Regions from separate parts of the Mus musculus genome. Here all the other regions are linked to region 1. Evidence: chromatin loops called from intact Hi-C (ENCODE). Cell type or tissue: gastrocnemius. All regions are shown on one strand.

Evidence for each region. A loop is a pair of places that touch in the nucleus more often than their neighbours do. Peaks named below come from ENCODE experiments on the same cell type or tissue, not always from the same donor. Only the 100,000 strongest peaks of a DNase experiment are listed, where the experiment ranks them.
Region 2: it touches region 1 in a loop (5-fold over the local background); 7 of 42 quality-filtered maps call a loop at or near these places.
Region 3: a loop joins it to region 1, with 3 times the contacts of the local background. A loop is called at or near these places in 26 of 42 quality-filtered maps.
Region 4: it touches region 1 in a loop (2.0-fold over the local background); 12 of 42 quality-filtered maps call a loop at or near these places.

Annotation. Positions count from the first base shown.
Region 1 is chr11:97,487,402-97,492,401 of GRCm38, forward strand. Arhgap23 (Rho GTPase activating protein 23) reads left to right here. Exons shown (of 19, transcript NM_021493.2): 16 at 2,671-2,712; 17 at 3,733-3,829. 4933428G20Rik (RIKEN cDNA 4933428G20 gene) reads right to left here. Exons shown (of 3, transcript NM_001289118.1): 3 at 3,382-3,736. The coding sequence ends at 3,608. Among named protein-coding and RNA genes, the nearest start is that of 4933428G20Rik, 10 kb to the right of the region's middle. In gastrocnemius, no CTCF peak of the experiment used is centred here; DNase peaks (open chromatin) are centred at 2,367, 3,898 and 4,426.
Region 2 is chr11:97,554,832-97,559,831 of GRCm38, forward strand. All of the region lies in intron 1 of Srcin1 (SRC kinase signaling inhibitor 1), which reads right to left. Among named protein-coding and RNA genes, the nearest start is that of Srcin1, 18 kb to the right of the region's middle. In gastrocnemius, CTCF peaks have their summits at 2,397 (motif pointing left) and 4,941 (motif pointing right); DNase peaks (open chromatin) are centred at 2,367 and 4,888.
Region 3 is chr11:97,617,254-97,622,253 of GRCm38, forward strand. 2410003L11Rik (RIKEN cDNA 2410003L11 gene) reads left to right here. Exons shown (of 4, transcript NR_045496.1): 3 at 1,184-1,246. It overlaps Gm38962 (a long non-coding RNA gene), which reads right to left and starts at 1,332. Exons shown (of 2, transcript XR_880192.2): 1 at 1,208-1,332. In gastrocnemius, a CTCF peak has its summit at 2,300 (motif pointing left); a DNase peak (open chromatin) is centred at 2,253.
Region 4 is chr11:97,572,968-97,577,967 of GRCm38, forward strand. It overlaps Srcin1 (SRC kinase signaling inhibitor 1), which reads right to left and starts at 2,159. Exons shown (of 20, transcript NM_018873.2): 1 at 2,001-2,159. The coding sequence starts at 2,022. In gastrocnemius, a CTCF peak has its summit at 2,917 (motif pointing left); DNase peaks (open chromatin) are centred at 147, 1,093, 1,198, 1,787 and 3 more places; H3K4me3 peaks cover 1,796 bases.

The DNA of each region.
Region 1 (5,000 bases):
CTGCTTTTGAAACAAGATCTTGATGTATAGACCAGATTTGACCAGGAACTTGCACAGATCCTCCTGCCTCTGTCTCCCAAGTGCTGCGATTACGTGCATGTACCACCATCCCTGGCCTGTTTCCTTCTGATACTGAATAATATCCCACTGGATATATGATGGATTACCTGTGTAATCCTCTACTGAAAGGTTACACGTCAGCTCTCAGTCATTGAGTGAAACTTCTGAGGTCATCTCCTCCTGCTGAGATATGTTTATTTTAGCTCACAGTTCCCATGTTTCCGGTTCATGTGTGAGTGTCTCTGTTGCTTTTGGCCTCTGGTATCACATGGTGATTGTAGCTGGGGTGTGGAGGAGTAAAACTGCCCATCGTATTAGCCAGGGAGCAAAGAGAAAGGTAGGCTGGGTCCTCCCCTCCCCTCTGGGGTATACCCACAAGGCCCCACCCCCTGAAGTGCCTTCCTGTAGTGGCACCTGGGGACCAAGCCTTTGATGCCCTTGAGGGATTTGTCCAAACCACAGCAAACAGCTTGGCTGCCCTCAAGACTTAGCTGTTGTAAAGAAAGCTGCTTCACAGAGAGCTATGTGTAAAGTTATAACCAGTTCGCATTTGCTGCATTGTGAGGAGAGGACATGGGTTGCAGAGTGTAGGCACTATGGAGCCATTATGGTGACCCAGGGTAGATTTGGTTTTTGAATGGTTCGTGCGTCTTCTAGAAGACTGCATCTTCTCTAATGTCAAGGACCACGCCCTGAGTATGCATGCTCACTAGTTGAGATTTGTGTACTGAGTTGCTGAAAGAATCAGCATTTTGCATCTATATCTTTTTATCTTTTAATACTTTTGTGTTTACTTGAATGAGTGTCTGCTGACCATTGTGTGTACGATGCCTGCAGAGGCCAGAAGGCACCAGATTCTCTGGAAATGGAGTTAGAGCTGATCGTGAGCTGTCATGTGGATGTTGGGAATCAAACCTGGGTCTTCTGGAAGAGCCTCCAGTGCTCTTAGCCTCTGAGCCATCTCTGTAGCATCTGCCTTTTTTTTTTTTTTTTGAGACAGGGTTTCTCTGTGTAGCCCTGGCTGTCCTGGAACTCACTTTGTAGACCAGGCTGGCCTCGAACTCAGAAATTTGCCTGCCTCTGTCTCCCGAGTGCTGGGATTAAAGACGTGCACCACCACTGCCCAGAACATGTGCCTAATTTTTATCTGTTCAGTCAGATACGGTAGTTTTTTTTTTTTTAGTCTCCTGCAAGTCTATGAACTGTATTCTGTGTGCGCTGATCCTCTTGCCTGCTAGTGCACATCTGGAGAGCAGAGGTTGACAGACATCCAGCATCTATCACTCTCCGCACCATTTTTAACAAGGCCTCTCAGTGAACCCGGAGCTCACCGAGTCAGCTAGACTGGCTGGTCAGCAGACCTTGGGATGCCCCTGCCTCTGCTGTCCAGCGCCAGAGTTAGAAGCCTGTGTCTCCAGGCCATGCCTGCCTCCTTCCACGGGTGCTGGGGTCTTGATTGCTATGCAACAGACACTTTACGGAGCCATTTCCCCGGGTGCCAGTTGTCCTTACAGTATTTTTAAGATATCTTAGACCCAGATGTGGTGGTTCACACCTATAACCCAAGCACCTGGGAGCCGGAAGCAAGAGGACCAGGAATTGGAGGCTAGTTTGGGCTACAGGATACCTTTTTTCAAAAAAGAAAGATGACAAAGATGACAGCATATATGCTACAAATTAATCCTCCCCCTGCCCCTTTTTTTTCTGAGACAAACCCTAGTTGGCCTGACTAGGCTGGCCTCAAATGTGTGGCATGCCTCCTACTTCCTGCTTCCCTGGTGCTGGGATTGTAGGTATGCACCAGTATGCCTGGGATTATCCTTAAATTTAAATGAGAGTTTAGCAGGATATACATTTTCTGGTTTCAAAGTGGCACAGATAGGAAACAATACTTTCATTCCTTGTTGCTCAGCTCTTTGTAAGCAGTACAAATCTCTGGACTCCGGAGGCTGGGGGTTCACTTTGTATTTTTAACTCGTTCTAATTGGCAGGATATTCTGTAACCGGGCTGGACTGGAATTCACATAGTAGTCTGGGCTGCCCTTGAACGCAAATAAATTCTCTAGCCCCAAGCATGAACCACCGAGTCAAGTGTGTTTAGCATTTATGAAAAAGGTCTTGCCTGTCTGACTCTGATGGAAGCTAACACTTGTTTCCAGGCATTTTCTCTCACTGGATAGAGTGTGACACCCCAGCTGTCAGTGTGGAGCCGGGGATGGTGGGAGATGAGGCCCCTGCACCCTCAGCTCCAGCTGTGTTCTGGTTCCCCAACACGATCAGTGCACCTAGCATCCACTAGAGGGCGCTGCCGACCAGGCTTTTTCTGGCTGGCTATGAGGCGTACACCATAGTGAGGCACCCGGGACCAGTAGCAAGCTAGTGGTGGGCTCTCCCTAGCACTGATCGGTTCCTTCCCACATGTGGTCTCATTTTGTCTCCCTGTAAGGGTTTCTCAGAACTCGTGGAGGCTGCCTGAGCCTCCTCTCTTAGGACTTACTTGAAGGAGGGATCACCTTTGGGACTGTGGGTCCTTTAGCCTGAAGGTTAAGAAGCCGACAACTCTCAGCTCCCTCCACACTAATTTCACCCCGTCTTTTGTCTCCTCTGCAGTCTGACTGGTTCTTCAGTGATGATGAGGACAAAGGAGAGAGAGTAAGTGACTAGAGGGTGGGTGGTGTCTGGTCTGAGGTGTTGAGCAGGTGGGCGTGGTCTGGTCTGAGATGACCCTCCTTGGGGAGGGCGTGCAGCAAGATTCAAACGGGTGTGGTGGAGGAGAGAAGGCTTAGAGGTTAAGGTTACCTACAGTTCCTGCGGAGAACGTGAATGTGGTTTCTAGCATCCACGTCCAGTTCTCATAACCACCTCCAGTTCAGAACTTCCGATGCCCGGCCCTTCTGGCCTCTCTGGGCACTATACTCAAGTGCACAAAGCCACACTCAGACATAGATAATTACATATATTGAATGCTGAGACTGGAGAGATGACTCGGTGATTAAGAGTATTTGCTGCTCTCCCAGAGGACCTAGGTTTGAGTCCCAGGACCCATGTGGCAGCTCATGGCCATCTGTATCCCAAATATGGGAGGGGGTTGCAGTCTGATGCACATATATACATGTAGTCAAACTACCCAGACATATAAAAAGTTAACGTAAGGGGGGGAGGGGCCAGGAAGGAATATTTAAGAGGTACAAAGAATCCTATTGGGGTGGAAATTTTAAAAGAATCCTATTGGGGTGGAAATTTTTTTCTGGAATTAGTTGTGATAGACATTAAATTACTCGCGAAAGCTAAAAAAAAAAAAAAAAAAGTTAACGTAAAAATGAAATCTTAAAAAAAAAAATTTAACCAAGGGAAGATTCTGGGCCCAAGGCACTTACAGTCTGACGGAGGAGACACAGCAGTCTGATGGGGGTGATACAGGTCAAACTCCGAGAAACCCAGTATTTAGCATGTAGGATAGTCCAGTCTGATGGGAGAAGCAAAGCCCATGTTCTTAGCTGAGGGAGCCTTCCAGCTTCTGCCTGTGGGAGATCTGTCAGGCCTATTCTCAGGGCATCCCCACTGAGAGAGCCCCACTCATGGAGGACATGAGCCCTGTCATCAAGCTGCCACTTCTTGAGAGGCCTGGGGGGGCTAACGATCTGGGAGACTGACGCCTCCCTCTGCTTGCAGACCCCTGTTGATGACAAGGAGCCACAGTCGGTGCCCAACATCGAGTACCTCCTGCCCAACATTGGCAGGACAGTGCCCCCCAGTGATCCAGGCTCAGGTGAGTTAAGGGACCTGTTTGGGGGGGGGAGACTCTGCCTTTCTGAGGGTCCCAGATGCCTGGCCAGATGTTTATCTTCCCTGTCTCCTCCCTGAAAGGCCCTGGCCTGGCAACACCCCAAGATGGGCCGTCGAGGGTCTTCTTCTCTGCGAAAATCTAGCTGTTAACTCAGCTTCCCCAGGGCTGGGCAGGGCTGGGCAGGGCTGGGCAGGGCTGGGCAGGGATGTGTGTTTGGCCTTCTTCACTGGTTTCTCTCTTGAGCCCTTGATTTTTACAGCTAGCGGCGTACATTCCTCTTTTTAATTTCTCTTCCTTCTCTCCTTTACCCTGTCCCTCCTCTCTCTTTCCCCCTTGATCTCCTCCCTCCTCCTCCATCCTCCCTTCCCTCTGCTTCTCCTGCCCTCCTCCTCCAGCGGACCTGTTGGAGATTTAAAGGGTATAGTGCGGTGTTGCGCGCGGCCTCGGTCACTAACAGTAGCCGGTGATTATAAGAAGCCTGGGCAGGCATGAGTGGAAGACACGCCCCCAGCAGTGAGGAACCCCAGCCTGACATAGCAGTTGGCAGCTCTGGTCCACAGCTGACCCTTGGCTCCACCCTGCCTCCTCTTGGAGGAAGTCAGACCCCTTGCCCTGCCACCAGATGGCCCTGAGCTCCCTGCCCAACCTGTGCAGTGGGAGCACTTCAGGGTGACCAAGATGAGGGAACTTGAGTTTGGACCCAGCCTCTGTAGGACCCACCCCAGAAGCCATTGTCAAACGACAACCCCTGCCTCGGCTCAGGCTCTGGACACTCATCCTGGAAATCCTGTGCTAGAGGAAGGTAGCTTCTGTGCTCAGAGGCAGTGAGTGGCCCCAGCCACAGCTCATCTCACATTCTGGCTTCACTGCCTGCTAGCATGTCCAGTTCTTGTCCCAGAGAAAGACCTCACAGCATCCTTAGTTCTGAGATACTGGCTGGGGTAAAGTAGCAGAGAGGAGCCCCCTGTCTCTTGTAATCACCTGCTGCCGCCTGTCCTGTGTGTGTCGCGTGTGGTCAGTCATTCTTGCTCTGCTCACCATTTGCAGGGGGAGGGGGCTGGGGAGGGCTCTAACCTGCCATGCCTGAAAGTGTGGATTAACTGCACCAGCTCCGTACCAGGTTTGAACCAACCTGCTCCCTCTCCAGCCTCGG
Region 2 (5,000 bases), 67 kb after region 1:
TGTTTTATATGTTATTGATTACACCTTTATTTTCATAAGGATCAGAACAAATCTGAGGGACGAGGGCAAATTGCTGGTTTTATAGATATTATTCCTCAGAATGGTAAGTTTCCTCTTAAGTATATACATAGGTAAGCTCAAAGTGAAGTTGTGTTAACAAAGTAATGCTGAACTGATACAATGCAAACAGTTCCCTCAAACAAAAGAAATGGGGCGGGGGGGGGGCCTTGGGGGGGACGGAATGAAACCTGCTAACTAGGCTAACTAGGCTAGGAACACAAGGGCCATCTTCCTGCCATTCTGTGCCCCAAGAACAGCTTGTGGCAGGACAGGGCAGACAGGGACTGAGGCTGAGGGTGACACAGGGGAGCAGGCTGAGTGCTCTATAGGCATGGACTCCAACCTCCCTTCTCCTCCATGATACCAGAGGGTCATGACCCCACAGAGGATAGGGAGATCTCGGGGCTAAGGGCACTGGGCTCCTCCCTCTTTCCCTACAACGTGTGTTTCGTCCCGCCTTGTTGCTGGACCTAACTCTGGGCCCAGATCACGTGGACTCCTGCTAGCCTTGCTCTGTCCCACAGGACTCTGGACACACATGAACTTCCCTCCTTGCCGACCTCCAAAGATCTCCTCCTTCACCCCTGCACCCCACATCAGCCCTCTTTCCCCATTCCTGAGAGGACATCAACATTTCTTTTTTTTTTTTTTTTTTTAGTTTGTTTGTTTTTGGTTTTGGTTTTGGTTTTGGTTTTGGTTTTTCAAGACAGGGTTTCTCTGAATAGCCCCGGCTGTTCTGGAACTCACTTTGTAGACCAGGCTGGCCTCGAACTCAGAAATCCGCCTGCCTCTGCCTCCCAAGTGCTGGGATTAAAAGTGTGTGCCACTACCGCCCGGCTGACATCAACAATTCTGATGTGGGGCAGACAGTGTAGTAGCCCAAAGTAGGCGATGACCATGAGGAACCCAGGGAACCATCCAGGATGGCTCTCCCCGGATGGTGGTGGCAGGAGGGGGCGATGAGGGGTTCAGTGCCACTGAAGGTCTTTAGTCACTTTAGGTCTGTAGTGGCTTAAATCTCTCCTGGTGACAGTTGGAAAGGGACTGATGAGGCTTGGGTGTCAAGGAGAACAGGGACAAACGCCTTTACTGCCTCCTGGAGGACAGGAAGCACCCATCAGATGTCCAGTACACTGGGGTCCAGGGGGTGCTCTCTGGCAGGGGCAGAGAGGAGGAGGGGCTTGGAATTGATAGGCTGTAGAGCAGTTTAAGAGCTTTAGAGAGCCCTGTGTGTTTGCTCAGAAAGACGGCAAGACAAACCCGGCATCCTAAGTCCCTGCTTGGGACAAGCTTGTCTCTTGTCTTTTTACAGGGTCTGGTGGCAATGGGAGGACCAACCCTGAGTTAAAGAAGGAATAATCAAAGGAGATTCCTTTGTAGTCATTCACTCGATTTCTCTCTTTCTATTTCTCTGTCACACACACACACACACACACACACACACACACACACACAACCACTAGTCTCAAAACTATGTAGCTAGCCATGGATAGCCTTGATCCTCTCCACTTCAGTGCTGAGATGACAGAAATGAACCCCCATGCCTGATTAATGCAGTGCTGAGGATAAAGCACACCACCAACTAAGCTACATCCCAGTCCCTTAACCCTTTAGAGCCAGGGCCCCTGAATTTAGACGGCGGCCAAGCCATTCTCACTTAGATTGAATCGGTTCCCCCTCCTCCCACCCCCAGGGACTCAGCCAAGCAGGCCCTTCCCTGATGAATCAGGGGTCTAATCTGTAAAACAAGGGTGTTAATCTCCAAACCCTGTCCCCAAGGAGCAGTGAGAAACTGAGCCTATGACCCGGCTGGGCATGTTGGTTCCCTGTCCCTTCAGCCAGCTCCCACTATCAGCAGTCCACAGGCTGCCCTGACCTTCTCTGAACTGTGCAGTTTAAGGCTGGCAGCAGGCTTCAGGCCCAGTGACCCAATCAATGGTGCTCCTGATTCAGCTGGGTTTAGGCTAGGGATAGAGAGGAGAGCAGAGGCAGGTGGGCAAGAAGGGCTGGGATGCGCTGTGGGGGATCCCCCTTTTGGATTTTTTAGAGGCACCCGTTCCACATGTAGCAGAGACTAGCCTTAAACACACGGTGCAGCCCAGGTTGGCCTCAGACTCAGAGCACTGTTTTACAGGCATGCCCTGCCACACTGGGCTCTTAAGATTCTTAAAGGGGAAAGTGGAGGTCATCGGGCAGATGCCAGGGACTAAGAAAAGGAAGCATGGGGACCGGAGAAGCAGAAGGGGACCTCTGTCACCTCAGCTCTGCCTGGGTCTTGGGGGAGGGGAAGGTGGCCCTACTGGGGTGATGGGAAGCAGTGGGCGCCCCCCAGTGGCTGGCTGTGACACATGAGCAGGTGCTTCATAGAAACATTGTTACTTATTCAGAGGCTCCCAAACCCCACCCCCCAGTTTATTTATGGGCCTGATTTATTTTTACACACCACTGAATTCTCTTACATGAAATAACTGTAGCTCATTAGAAGAATTAAGATCCCAGCATCTCAGTGACACCATCTTGGAAAGTCCTCACTCTCATCCCCACCCTGATGTCTCCATCTACTCTGTGTCCGTCCCTGTCATCGTCATCCCCGCACCTCCACCCCCCTGCCTGTTGCTGGGCAGCGCTGGAGCATGACATCATCTTCAGAAGAGAATGTGGGAGGGGGCAAAGGAGAGAAAAATGGAGAGGAGATCAGAGCTACAGTGACAGAAAGTGACAGAGAAGGACTCGGAGAACCTCTGAGATAGCCAGCTCCTTTTGCATGGACACCAAGGTCCCTGTCTCAGAAAAAGGGGCTGACACACGTGTTCTCAGTCCATGGTCTGACAGAAGCGGGGTCCTGAATGTAGCTAGAGCAAAAAAGGGAGGGCTGGACAGCAACTCTTGTCCCCACCAGTCAGGGCAAAGGGGGAGGGTGACAGATATTTCAAGAAAGGGAGAGGGCCTGCTTCAGACTCCACAGTACCCTCCTCATAAACACACACACACACACACACACACACACACACACACACACACACACACACGGGCAAGCAACAGAACTCTTGGTGTCCCCTCTATAGCCAGAGCAAGAGGTGCCCAAGTCACCCAGGAGCAGCCCTGAGGCGCTGCCACAGTCAATACTGCCTGACAACTTCATTTGGCTGGCTCCCACTTCAGTCTGAAAGCATGATGAGTTTGAAGCTAGAGGCCAGAGGACAAAGGTCAGAGGCCCAGATCTGCTTCTTAAATGCCAAGGTTCTGAGAGCCAGGCCCATCCTTGCTTGCCCAGGGAGGTCTGTGCTGTGGCCTACGGGCCCTCTGCCCCTCACCATGCTGTCTGTCTGTGGGTCCTGAGGCAGAAGCCCATCTGTATCTGTTTTCTAGAACCAGCTTTTCCGCCCCATACCACAGCCACCAAAGTCATTTTCCAGGCAATTGCCTTTCTGTAAACATTCCTGTGTAATATCCCCCTAAATTGCTAATGCCCAGCGCCCTGTTGAGTCTCCCTGTCACTCTAACAAGAGCCTCAGAGACGGGGTGGGGGGTGGGGGGGGAAGCAAGCTTGACAGAAGATTGAAACAAGAGTTCCCACCCATCTCTCAGGCAGGGACCTCCATACCTGCACCCCGAAACTCTCTATGCTTGGCCAACCCAGCCCTGCTCTGGAAGTCAGGCTGCCTTTACAGAACCTCATCTGGGTTAGAGGGAGGGCAAGGAGGAGGGAGAAGGGGATCCCACAAGAGAGAGATCTCGGAGGGAAAGGAGCTAAAAACACGGTAGAGGTGGTTAGACAATAACGCTGACTTCCAGAGGCAGTAAAGTGACAGCAAACTATCATTACTGGGTCCCCAGGGAAGTCCAGCTTTGATCCATGACAGACAGAGGAGGTCACACAGAGTCTAGCTTCGCCATGGTGGACTCAGCTTCCTGGGCTCTACAGACACAGAAACCAAGGTGGGCAAAACAAGAGTCTGTCAGATGCTGACGGAGCCGGCAGCCTTCCCTTATCCATTCAATTGTCTACAGGGTCACATCGGGAGAGCTTCAGGCCAGACTGTCCTCCTGGGACAGCCCGGGAATAGGAGGGCCAACTAAGGAAGGCTGAACGGTGGGCGTGTTCCCTTCTGGGGATAGGGACAGGGAGGAGACTGTTCCCTGTGTCCCTGTGCTCTTGTTCTTTGCTAGGAAGCTGGGCACTCAGACTTGGATGGACCAAGAGGTGGAAGACACCAGAAGAAGCCAAGGGGAGGAGAGGACGGCACTGGGCCCTGCCATTCACATCCCTGCACAGGCAGAAAAACACAAACCAATTTGCGAAGATTTAAAACCCACCAAAGGCCACTTAGTTGGTTAAACGAGTTGAATCCAATTAAAGGACCTCCTCAGGGTGGGGAGGGAGAGTTCACCTGCCGACAAGGAGCAGTGGGGTGGGGCCTAGGCCTCCCCAGCTCCCTGCGGGAGTTTCTGTTTGCCATTCGGTGTATGCTTCCTGGGTAGGAGACACTAAAAAGGATGGTTCGGCCACCTCAGCTAGTGCTCTGGGTCCTCCATCATGAGCCCAGAGTGGGAGCAGTCTGAGTACAGCATGATGCTTGCCCACCTCAATTCCAAACAGCCTCCAGCTGGGCATTCCCCAGGGGGCAGGCAGGGCACAGTCTTCCTCTGCATTTAGGCCTTATCTACCCCCAAGTGATAGGAGTCTCCCCGGGGCTGTAAGGGTCTCTTCAGGGTGGGCCCTTTGTCTCCACTCTTAACTAAGAAGCCTTTTATTCCATGAGGTGCCAGCTACCCACACTGGGTGGTCCTGAGGAACAGGCCTAGAAGCTGAGGGGACTGATGGCCACCAGAGGGGACTGAGGATCTGGGAAGAGTCAGCCACACTGAGCCTGACAGGGGGCGCTACATCCATCCTGTACTCCTGGCTCACAGGCAAGCCTACTGGTTCACCTAGCCCA
Region 3 (5,000 bases), 130 kb after region 1:
CATCTCCATCTTCCCACCTTCTGCGCCCACAGCCGCTAACCCGGTCTCCATCCCCTCTGAGATAGCGCTCCTCAGTCATCCTGCCCAGACTCCTCTCCTCAGCCCCTCACCCACCCTTAACTTGCACTGTTGGGGGTGCTAGTCTCTGAGCCTCCTTCTAGACTCTTCCCCATCTCTGTAGTTCCACAGAAAGGAAGCCTGCACTGCTGGATTGTCTTCTCCACCCCTCCCAGGACTTCTCTCTCCCCCCACAGAAGGACATCTCTCCCCCCACAGAAGGACCCACTAGAGCCCCCAATAGCAAAGCCTGTGAACCTCTCACTCCATCCTCTCAATCCGATGGCTCACTTTCTCCTCCATCTGTTTCTTCTTCCTCCCTCAACTCTTTCTTTAATACTGAGGATCCAGCCCAGGGCCTTGCACTTGCTAGGAAAGCCAAACACCACTGAGCTTCGTCCCTAACCCTCCCTTCATTGCGACATTACTTAGAAGTTGAATGGTTTCAGGTGAATTTTCTATTAATTGTAGAGTTTTCCACTTTTTCTTTTGCTTTGTTTGAGACAGAATTTCTCTATGTAACAGTCCTGGCTATCCTGGAACTCACTCTGTAGACCAGGCTGGCCTTGAATTCTTAAAGATCCGACTGCCTCTGCCTGTCTAGTACTGGGATTAAAGACATGCGCTACCCCACAACCCAGTCAGTCTGTGCTCCTAACTGCGGAGCCATCTCTCTAGCCTGCCTATTTCTTTTTTGATGTTGGTTTGTTTTTGTTTTTGTTTTTGTTTTAGATTTAAGTGTGTGCACTCGCGCATGCACGCGCACACACACATACAGGCTCACTCACTATATACACAGAGGAACTAGAGTTACAGGGAGTTTCCTGATATGGGTTCTGGGGCCTGACCCTTCAGTCCTCTGCAAGAACAGTGTCTTGGTTAGTTTGTCAACTTAAAACAAACTAGGGTCACCAGAGAAGAGGGAACCTCAATTGGGTAAATGCCTCATGTTGATTGCCTATAGGGAATTTCCTTAATTAATGATTGATGGACCTAGCAGGGTTCAGTTCACTGTGGGTGGCCTTGGCTGGTTTAAGAAAGCTGGGGGGGACGGTTTGCGCATGTGGGGGACGACAGATAGGTGAGCCACACTCCTCCACTGTCTTTCTGCACTTTCTACCTTCAGGTTCCTCTCCGCCTGAGTTCCTACCTCGGTGATGGACTCCGTGATGGACTATGATCCTGACACGTAAGCCAAACGAACCCTTTCCTCTCCAGGTTGCTGTTTAGCACAGCAGAAGCAGCAGCAGCAGGCTTCTCTCTCTCCTCTCAGAAGCATCATGTGCTCTTCGATGCTGAGTCATCTCACTAGGCCCCTCCCGAGCCCTCTTCCACACCTTCTGAGAGATAATGTCTCACGTGAATCTCTGGCTGGCTAGAACTTAGAACCAGAGCAGGCTGATCTCCAAACGAGGACCATCTCCTGCCTCCCAGATGCTGGGATTCCAGGTGTGTGGGTATGTGCGCCACACACCTGGCTACTGGAACACATTTTTGTTAATTAGCTGAATTAGTCATATAGTCGTATTATGCTAAACTGCATTAATTTAGTTAGGCCAAGTGGTATTAGTTAATTAAATTCCTGTAACATGGAAGACAGCGGCTGGGGAGACCTTTTCCTAAGTGCTCCTCGCTCTATCTCCCAATGTTCGAACTTAAATCTCTATTAAAACTATATTTTAGGCAGGTGTGGGTGCTCTCATAGGATCAGAAATCCAAAGCCATTTTTTGGCTACATATAGAGCTCAAGGCCAGCCAGGCTATAGGAGACCTTGCCTTAGAACAAATAAAACAAGAACTGTGGGTCATAAAACCAGTAGGTGTAGTGGTTAAAGCCCAGAGTCTCAAAATGTGAAGGCTCACAGCCCGATAATCACTGCAAATTCAAGGCTAGTCTGAGCTTTAAATAAAGTTCTAGCCAACCCAAGGCTGTATATAGGGAGACACTATTTAAAATAAAGAAATAACTATTTAAAATAAACAAATAAAATAAAGTAAAATAAAATGGGTCCTTAAAGAATGTGAAGTTTCTACCCTGCAGTTCCAAGAAAACAAAAGCTGGTTGGACTCTGTTGTCAGGGCTACTCAAAGACTCCAGCTTTTTTGTGTGTGTGCCACTGTACTGCCCTCTAGGGCACCCTCCTGGTCTCCTGACCAACCTTGGGTGGCTGCCATCCTGGGGTATGCCAGGCAGAAATTGAAAGGGCATAACCAGGCTGGGAAGGCACACAATACTGCCCCCTGCAGCCCACTGATGCGATTCTAGTCACGTAGCCACATTCGACTGCACAGAGGTTTAGGAAGCCCCAGTCAGGCCCGAAGAATCATCTGTTGGCAAATTAGCAGTGGCCTCAAAGCACCCCTGCATCACTCCATACTGATGGCCACTGACGTCATCAGCCTCTGCTTCACTCCACACTGATGGCCACTGATGTCATCAGGGTTCTTTCTGGCCTTAGCCCCTCCTCTCTCTACACACATCCCTGAGCTGTTCTTGCCCAGTCCTACCCTCAAGGTTCCTACCAACCTTCCTTCAGCTACATCGCCCTGGAGTGGCTGACTTACCTGGACACCTGGGCCAGACTTCAGTTTCTAGGAGGACTCCGTCAACTCTCAACCTGACTCACATGCCAACACAGGAGCCAAAATGATGGGGTAACAGACTGGAAGTAGGGCCCAGTGGGTAATGTGTGTGCCGCGATCTGGACTAGTTAAAGCTAGATGTGTGTTTTCAGTCTTCAGCCCTCTTCCTCTCGCCTTCCCTGCCTCCTGTGTCTGTCACCCCCACTGCCATCCCCACCCCTGGTGCTGAAGATTTAAACCAGGACCCCAACCATGCTCCGAGGGTACTCTCTACAGGAAGCAGACGCTTCAGCTCCTTCTTTTCCCTAAGTGCTTGGGTTTTGTGATAGCTCATAGGAGAAGGTCTCGTTTCCTATCAATCGCTGTGATAAGCACCGTGACCAATAGCAAATTGGGAACTAAAGGGTTTATTTCATCGTCCATGTTTGCCATTTAAGAAAGTCAGGACAGGAAGGGAGGAAGAAACCATGGGGAGATGCTGCTTTATGCAGCCCAGATCCATCTACCTAGGGAATGGTGCTGCCCATAGTGGGCTGGGTCCTCCCATATCATCAATCAAGAAAACATGGGCTGGCGAGATGGCTTAGTGGTTAAGAGCACCCGACTGCTCTTCTGAAGGTCCAGAGTTCAAATCCCAGCAACCACATGGTGGCTCACAACCATCCATAATGAGATCTGACGCCCTCTTCTGGAGTGTCTGAAGATAGCTACAGTGTACTTACATATAATAAATAAATAAATCTTAAAAAAAAAAAAAAAAAAAAAGAAAACTTATAGACAAAGCCACGGGCCAATCTAACCTGGGCAGTTTCTCTACTGAGACTCTTTCTTCCCAGATGACTCTAGGTTATGTCCAATTGGTAAAAACTAACCAGCGCAGGTAACCAACCTACCACTTGTGTCGCAAAATCCACTGATTTTTGGAGGCAATGCTGAGGCTCAGAGAGAGTAAGTCACTGAGCCAGAGTTGACAAGTGTTATCTGTAGAGTGCCCACATCCTGAAGAAGGGATCACATGACCTGCTTCTCCTATGCTAGTACAGGCACACATAGACGCACACAGGCACACACAGGTACACATAGGTACACACAGGCACACACAGGCACACACAGGCATACACAGGCACACATAGGCACACACAGGCACACATAGGTACACATAGGTACACACAGGCACACATAGGTACACACAGGCACACACAGGCACACATAGGCACACACAGGCACACATAGGCACACACAGGCACACATAGGTACACATAGGCACACATAGGCGCACACAGGCACACACAGGCACACACAGGCACACAGAGGCACACATAGGCACACATAGGTACACATAGGCACACACAGGCACACATAGGCACACACAGGCACACATAGGCACACACAGGCACACATAGGTACACATAGGCACACATAGGCGCACACAGGCACACATAGGTACACATAGGCACACATAGGCGCACACAGGCACACATAGGTACACATAGGCACACATAGGCACACACAGGCACACATAGGTACACATAGGCACACACAGGCACACATAGGCACACACAGGCACACATAGGCACACACAGGCACACATAGGCACACACAGGCACACATAGGCACACACAGGCACACATAGGTACACATAGGCACACATAGGCGCACACAGGCACACATAGGTACACATAGGCACACATAGGCGCACACAGGCACACATAGGTACACATAGGCACACATAGGCACACACAGGCACACATAGGTACACATAGGCACACACAGGCACACATAGGCACACACAGGCACACATAGGCACACACAGGCACACATAGGCACACACAGGCACACATAGGCACACACAGGCACACATAGGTACACATAGGCACACATAGGCGCACACAGGCACACATAGGTACACATAGGCACACATAGGCACACACAGGCACACATAGGTACACATAGGCACACATAGGCACACACAGGCACACATAGGTACACATAGGCGCACACAGGCACACATAGGTACACATAGGCACACATAGGCGCACACAGGCACACATAGGTACACATAGGCACACATAGGCACATATTCTGTGTCTCTGTCACAGAGCTGTGACTTCTAAAACCAACTCCACAGAGGTGTTCTCTAACTTCCACATGTGTGAGCGCGATGGCAATGGCAACCATGCACATCCCCCTACAACAGAGAGAGAACACTTAGAATAAGCCAGGTGTGGTGGTACACAACTTTAATAGCAGCTCTTGGAAGACAGAGGTGGGCAGATCTGTGAGTTCCAGACCAATCCGGTCTACATAGTGAGTTCCAGGCCAGCTAGGGAGAGTGAAACTACAACAACAACAACAACAAC
Region 4 (5,000 bases), 86 kb after region 1:
CCGAACCTCAGTCCCAGGGTCATTGGTATCTGAGAACTAACCTCCCAGGGAAGGAAGAAAGAACGCAGGACTAGGGGGCAGCTTTGGACAAAAACCCTCTTGTCCCCAAGGCAGAGTGGCAGGAAGCCAGGGCAAAGCCTTTACACTTGCAGCCAATGGTGCCTGGGTACCAGACAGCCTTGGGGTGGGTGGGGGAGCCCCTTCCCCTTATGTCCAGAGCCCTCACTCACCCTTGCTTCTATACCAGGCTAAGTCACTATCCCAACTCCCAGCCTACCAAGAGCACTCCTTCTGGCTGCATCCCACCCTGACCATTTATCCAGAGTGACTCCATACCGGCCACCATCAACCAAACCCCAAACCCATATGCCACAGTGGCGTCCAGTTACAAACACACACCAGCCGTGCTAGAAACCACCGTCCATCCCAGCTGCCACCAGAGATGACAGTCTCTCATCTCCACAGTGACTAGCTCTATCAGAGACATCATCATTTTTAAGACCAGCCAGAGACAGGGAAGGGAATGAGAAACTGAGGCACAGAGTTAGCCAAGCAATTGGCTCAAGGTCACCCATAGCAAAGATGACCAGAGAAGAGGAAGGTATCTTATCACCCCATCCCAAAGGGCACGAACCCTACCCAAATGAACAGCCCGATCCCTCCCTACAACTGATATCTACACAGTTTCTTCACTTCCCACCTTTATCCCAAACACCTTCTGAGAGGCTGCAGCCGGGAAGCCCCAACTGAGAACCCCATTTCTCTCAAAGCTGGGGTCTGCAGAGCCCACAGATCTGGCAACATTTAAGAGGTACTGATCCGGCTCACCTGGCTCCCCTCGGCCCCCAGGGTCCCTCGGTCCAACCTCCTCCCTGGGAGAACGGGCGCGACCCTCGGCGGTCCTCTCCCACCAGGCCAGGGCGAAGCGCCGGAGGCACTGCCAGGGCTGCATGGGGAGGCGTGGGGCTGGGGGCGCGCACCAGCAGCCACACACGCCCCACAGGGCCCTGCCAGCTGAGCTGCGGAGGCACCCGGCCGGCCCCCTCTACTGCCACCAGCATCCTGCTGCCCCCACCGACAGGACTCGGAGCTGGCCCAGGAGCTTCTGACGTAGCAGGGGGGTGCGTGGGAGGGGAGGGGGGGCCACGCGAGTCCCCTCCCCAGCCCCGCCCCTCTACTTTTCCAGCCCCCTGCAGTCCCCACCTCCACATCACCCCGGACGCCCTACCCAGCTGGGGGCGCCCTTCTTTACCCCTTGCGTCTGCAAGGGGAGGATTTAAGATCCAGAAGCCCCTCCCTCGATCCCTCCCTCTCCAGGGCCCTCCCTACCCACCACCCAGCAAGCCGGGAGCAGGTCCCCAGTTTCTGCAACTCCTGTGGAGGCTAGGAGGTCTCCAGGGCTAGGGCCTCGAGGTGCAGGGGGTGGGGTGTAGAATGCAGCTTTGTATCCTGGCAACACAACCAAACCCAGAGCGCTCTCAGTCCGCTGCTTCCCTGAGGGACTGGCACGAAGGGTCCAGCACTACCAGCCCAGCGCCTGCACCCCATTCTGAGAGCTGAGGCGGGATGTGGTTCTCTTGCATTCATCCCTTGTCCCTTCCCCCTTCAACAACCCTAGCTTCCACCTCGCATGGACCCCTCCCCTCCCCCCGACTCTCTTCGCCATCCCCCTTCACCCACCCCTCCCCCTTACATTGTAACCCCAGGTCCCCTCCCCCCGGGCACCGCGAGGCCCTTCCCGCCGGGTCCCCAGCTTCGCCGGCTCCAGACCCTCTCTGCTCCCTGCGCTCTCCCTCCCTGGCCCGTCCCAGCCCGGCGCGCAGCGGTACCCTGCCCCCCGTAACACCTGCGCCCAGAGCATCCCTCGCCCGGCCGGCCGCCGCCTCCCGGGCCCGGCCGCCGCCCCCGCCCCCGGCCGAGGGGAAAACACACAAAGAAAACAGAAATACCTTCCACTTAAGCATGGAGGCACATTAGGGAGGAGAGAGACAGGGACATGCCTTGGGACGGAGCGTTCCCCATCGGGCGGGGGCGCGGGGGGCGGGGGCCCCGGGCCGGCCTGCCTGGCGCTCGCCCTCTCGCCGCCTCGCGGGCTTCTCGCTCGGCCCCAGCCCCGGGGCGCGGTGCCAGGCGGGCGGGCCGGGGGCGCGGGCCCCGCCGGGGTGGACCAGCTTGGGAGGGCGCCGGCGGCCGGGCGTGTGGGTGCGCGCGCGCGCGGGCGTGTCACCGAGTGTGCGAGAGCGAGTGTGTGTGTGTGTGTCTCTGTGTGTGTGCGCGCGAGTGCGCGCGTGCGGCCGGCGCGGGTGTGTCACTGCGGGCGGGAGCGCGCACGATGCGGGCACGCGCGTGTGGCCGGATGGTACAAAGGGCCGCCGGGGGTGGCGGGGAGCGGGGGAAGGGAAGGGGCACTGCGCCTCCTCGCGCCCTCCAGCAGCACACCCGGATCCCGCAGCGCGCCGCCCGGACTAGGGTGCGGGGCGCGCTCACGCTCCTCCCCCCCCCCCAAACTCCACCTGCTTCCCCCACCCTCAGCGGTCCTCCTGCTGCGGTAGAGACAAATGCGTTGACCCCAGAGTGGCCTCGAAAGAGGCACCTGGGGAGGTGACTCTTTGGGTCTCCAAGCACCCTCAACGCTTTGGGACAAAAAATAAAAAAAGCACTTCGGGTTCGTTGAAGCAGGGCTTGAGGCTGGGGAGGGGACGAGAGAATCAGGGATCGCTCCAGCCAAGGTGACCTCGGAGCGCCACAGTCGTTCTACGCCTGGAGAGCCGAGACACCTACCCCCCCCCACCCCCAGTGCAGCGTACCCCTCTATGGTCGCGCCTCCTCACCTCTGCCCTTCCCCCTTCCTCAGCTACCACTGGGCCAGGGACCTGGCTCCCAGACGCCCCCTGCTGGACGTCCTCCTGGCCCCTACTTCGGATTCCTGCCCCTACCGCAGGCGTGAGCAGGTACTGCGTGAGATTGAAGAGACACTGATCCCTTCTGAAGTGGACCCCAAAGTAGGCCGTCACAGACTCTGTCTTTTCACGCCTCTTCTGGGGACACCTTTGCCATCTCCAAAGCAGCTTGTAGTGCGCCAGGAGGAGTGCCCCACCCTGGTTCACCTTACTGGGCCTACCTGCGGATGATACAAACTTCTCCATCTCCAGCTCGGACCCAGACACACGATGACCTTTGGAACTCAGGCTTCTCCCTGCTTCCTTCCCTCGGGTTCTGTGGCCAGTTCCCTCTCTCGGAAGCTTCTTTTCAAGAGAGGCAGGTGGGCTGAGCTTTCTGCCCGTTTTATTTACTCCTGGCATTCCCAAAGGCAGTTCAGATGGTCAAGAAAATGCCACCCAGTGCCTGCATCTCTTCCCTACAGGCCACCTGGCAGAATGACTGGCAGACCGGGCTCAGGAGAGGAGACCCCACCCCAAGTGGCCCAGATGACAAACCGGTTTCCCCACTTCTTGGTCTACCCAGTCCCAGCCTTAATCTGGGCTCTCCTACTTTTCTGCCCGCCCCTAGGCTTGCTTGCCTCTGAGCCAGTCCCGTGCCCAGCTAGGGGCAAGATCCCAACTGCCCCTTACAGATCAATGTCCAGTTCCACTAACTCAGGTGGCAGGGCAAGGCAGTGGGAGGGGACTCTCAGCTCCATTTGGTCATCTCAGGAGGGCAGCCAAGAGCTGTGTCCTGGACACAAGGTCTGGGCACACAACACTAAGCAGTTAAGACCCTGACTTCTCTTCTAGGCCAGCTGCTTCTCCCTCTGCCAACTGGATGGTGACCATCTTTTGGCCTCTGGGCACTCACTGGGCACCCTTCCAGCTCCCTACCTGGCTGCCTGCCCAAGATAGGCATCAGTACCCAGCGGGCCTTGTGCACAGGAGGGGGTCACAGCTATTAAGCCTTGAGTCTGGCACACACCTCTCCTCCCTTCAGACCTTCACACTGCTCTATAAGACCCCTCTGCCTTTGGGGTCTTCCCAATCCAAAATCACCCCTACCCAAGGGGCAATGTTTTCCCATCCATATTCTATGCCCATCCAAGGGGAGGAGCATCCTCAGGCTTTAGCCATGGTCTCTAATTTAATCTTGCCACATTAGCCACATATCAGAAATAAAGGTGCACATCTCTTATCCTAGATTTGGAAGGCAGGAGGATCTATGCAAATTTTAAGCCAGTCCAGTCTTCATCTGTGAGTTCTAGGCTAGCCAGGCATTCATGGTGAGACCCTGCCAACGAACCAAAACAAAATGGAAATGAAGTAAGGCTTCAAGAAGTGTAGACAAGCACCAGTGCAAGAGCCTTCAACTCAGACTTGACTCAGGTTGGCCTGACTCTGGGACGCCCAGCCTCTTTTTCTCGGTCCACTCTTCTTACCTGCGGCTGCCTGAAGCAGAGACCAGACCCACCACTCTAAATCTCATCCCCACACAGCTGTTAGCAGACAGCAGAGGCCAGAGTGAAGCAGGGAGTCAGGACAGGGGCTTCTCTCAGTCTCAAGGACCTGGCCATTTTCTCCAAGGTGACAATTGTAAAGATGCTTCTCCTTCCTATTACTCGGACACTTTCCTGCGTTTAACACTTGACTCCTGGACTCTCCAACAAGCCACTGGCCAAGACAACCAGGGTGGGAAACCAGGCAGTGGTGGCACACGCCTTTGATCCCAGCACGGTGGAGGCAGAGGCATGCAGATCTCTGAGTTCGAGGCCAGCCTAGTCAGTCAGGGCTATATAGAGAAACCCTGTTTAAAAAAGAAAAAAAGACTGCAGGGGTTGGGGGGTGAGAGGGAGAAGGTGGTAAAATCTGCACATAGGAATCTTAGACCGATCCAAAGAGGTCTCCAGGACAAAGCACCTCCTCTCCCCCGGGGAAGCTGCTTCATGAGGAAATCCACCATGGCAAGACAAAGTAGTCAGGCTCAAGTAACTAAGTAACTTCTCATTTATGTAACTCCCTTTTAGTTTTCTTGCCTTGATTTTTTTGTTTTGTTTCGTTCTTGTTTTTGAAACA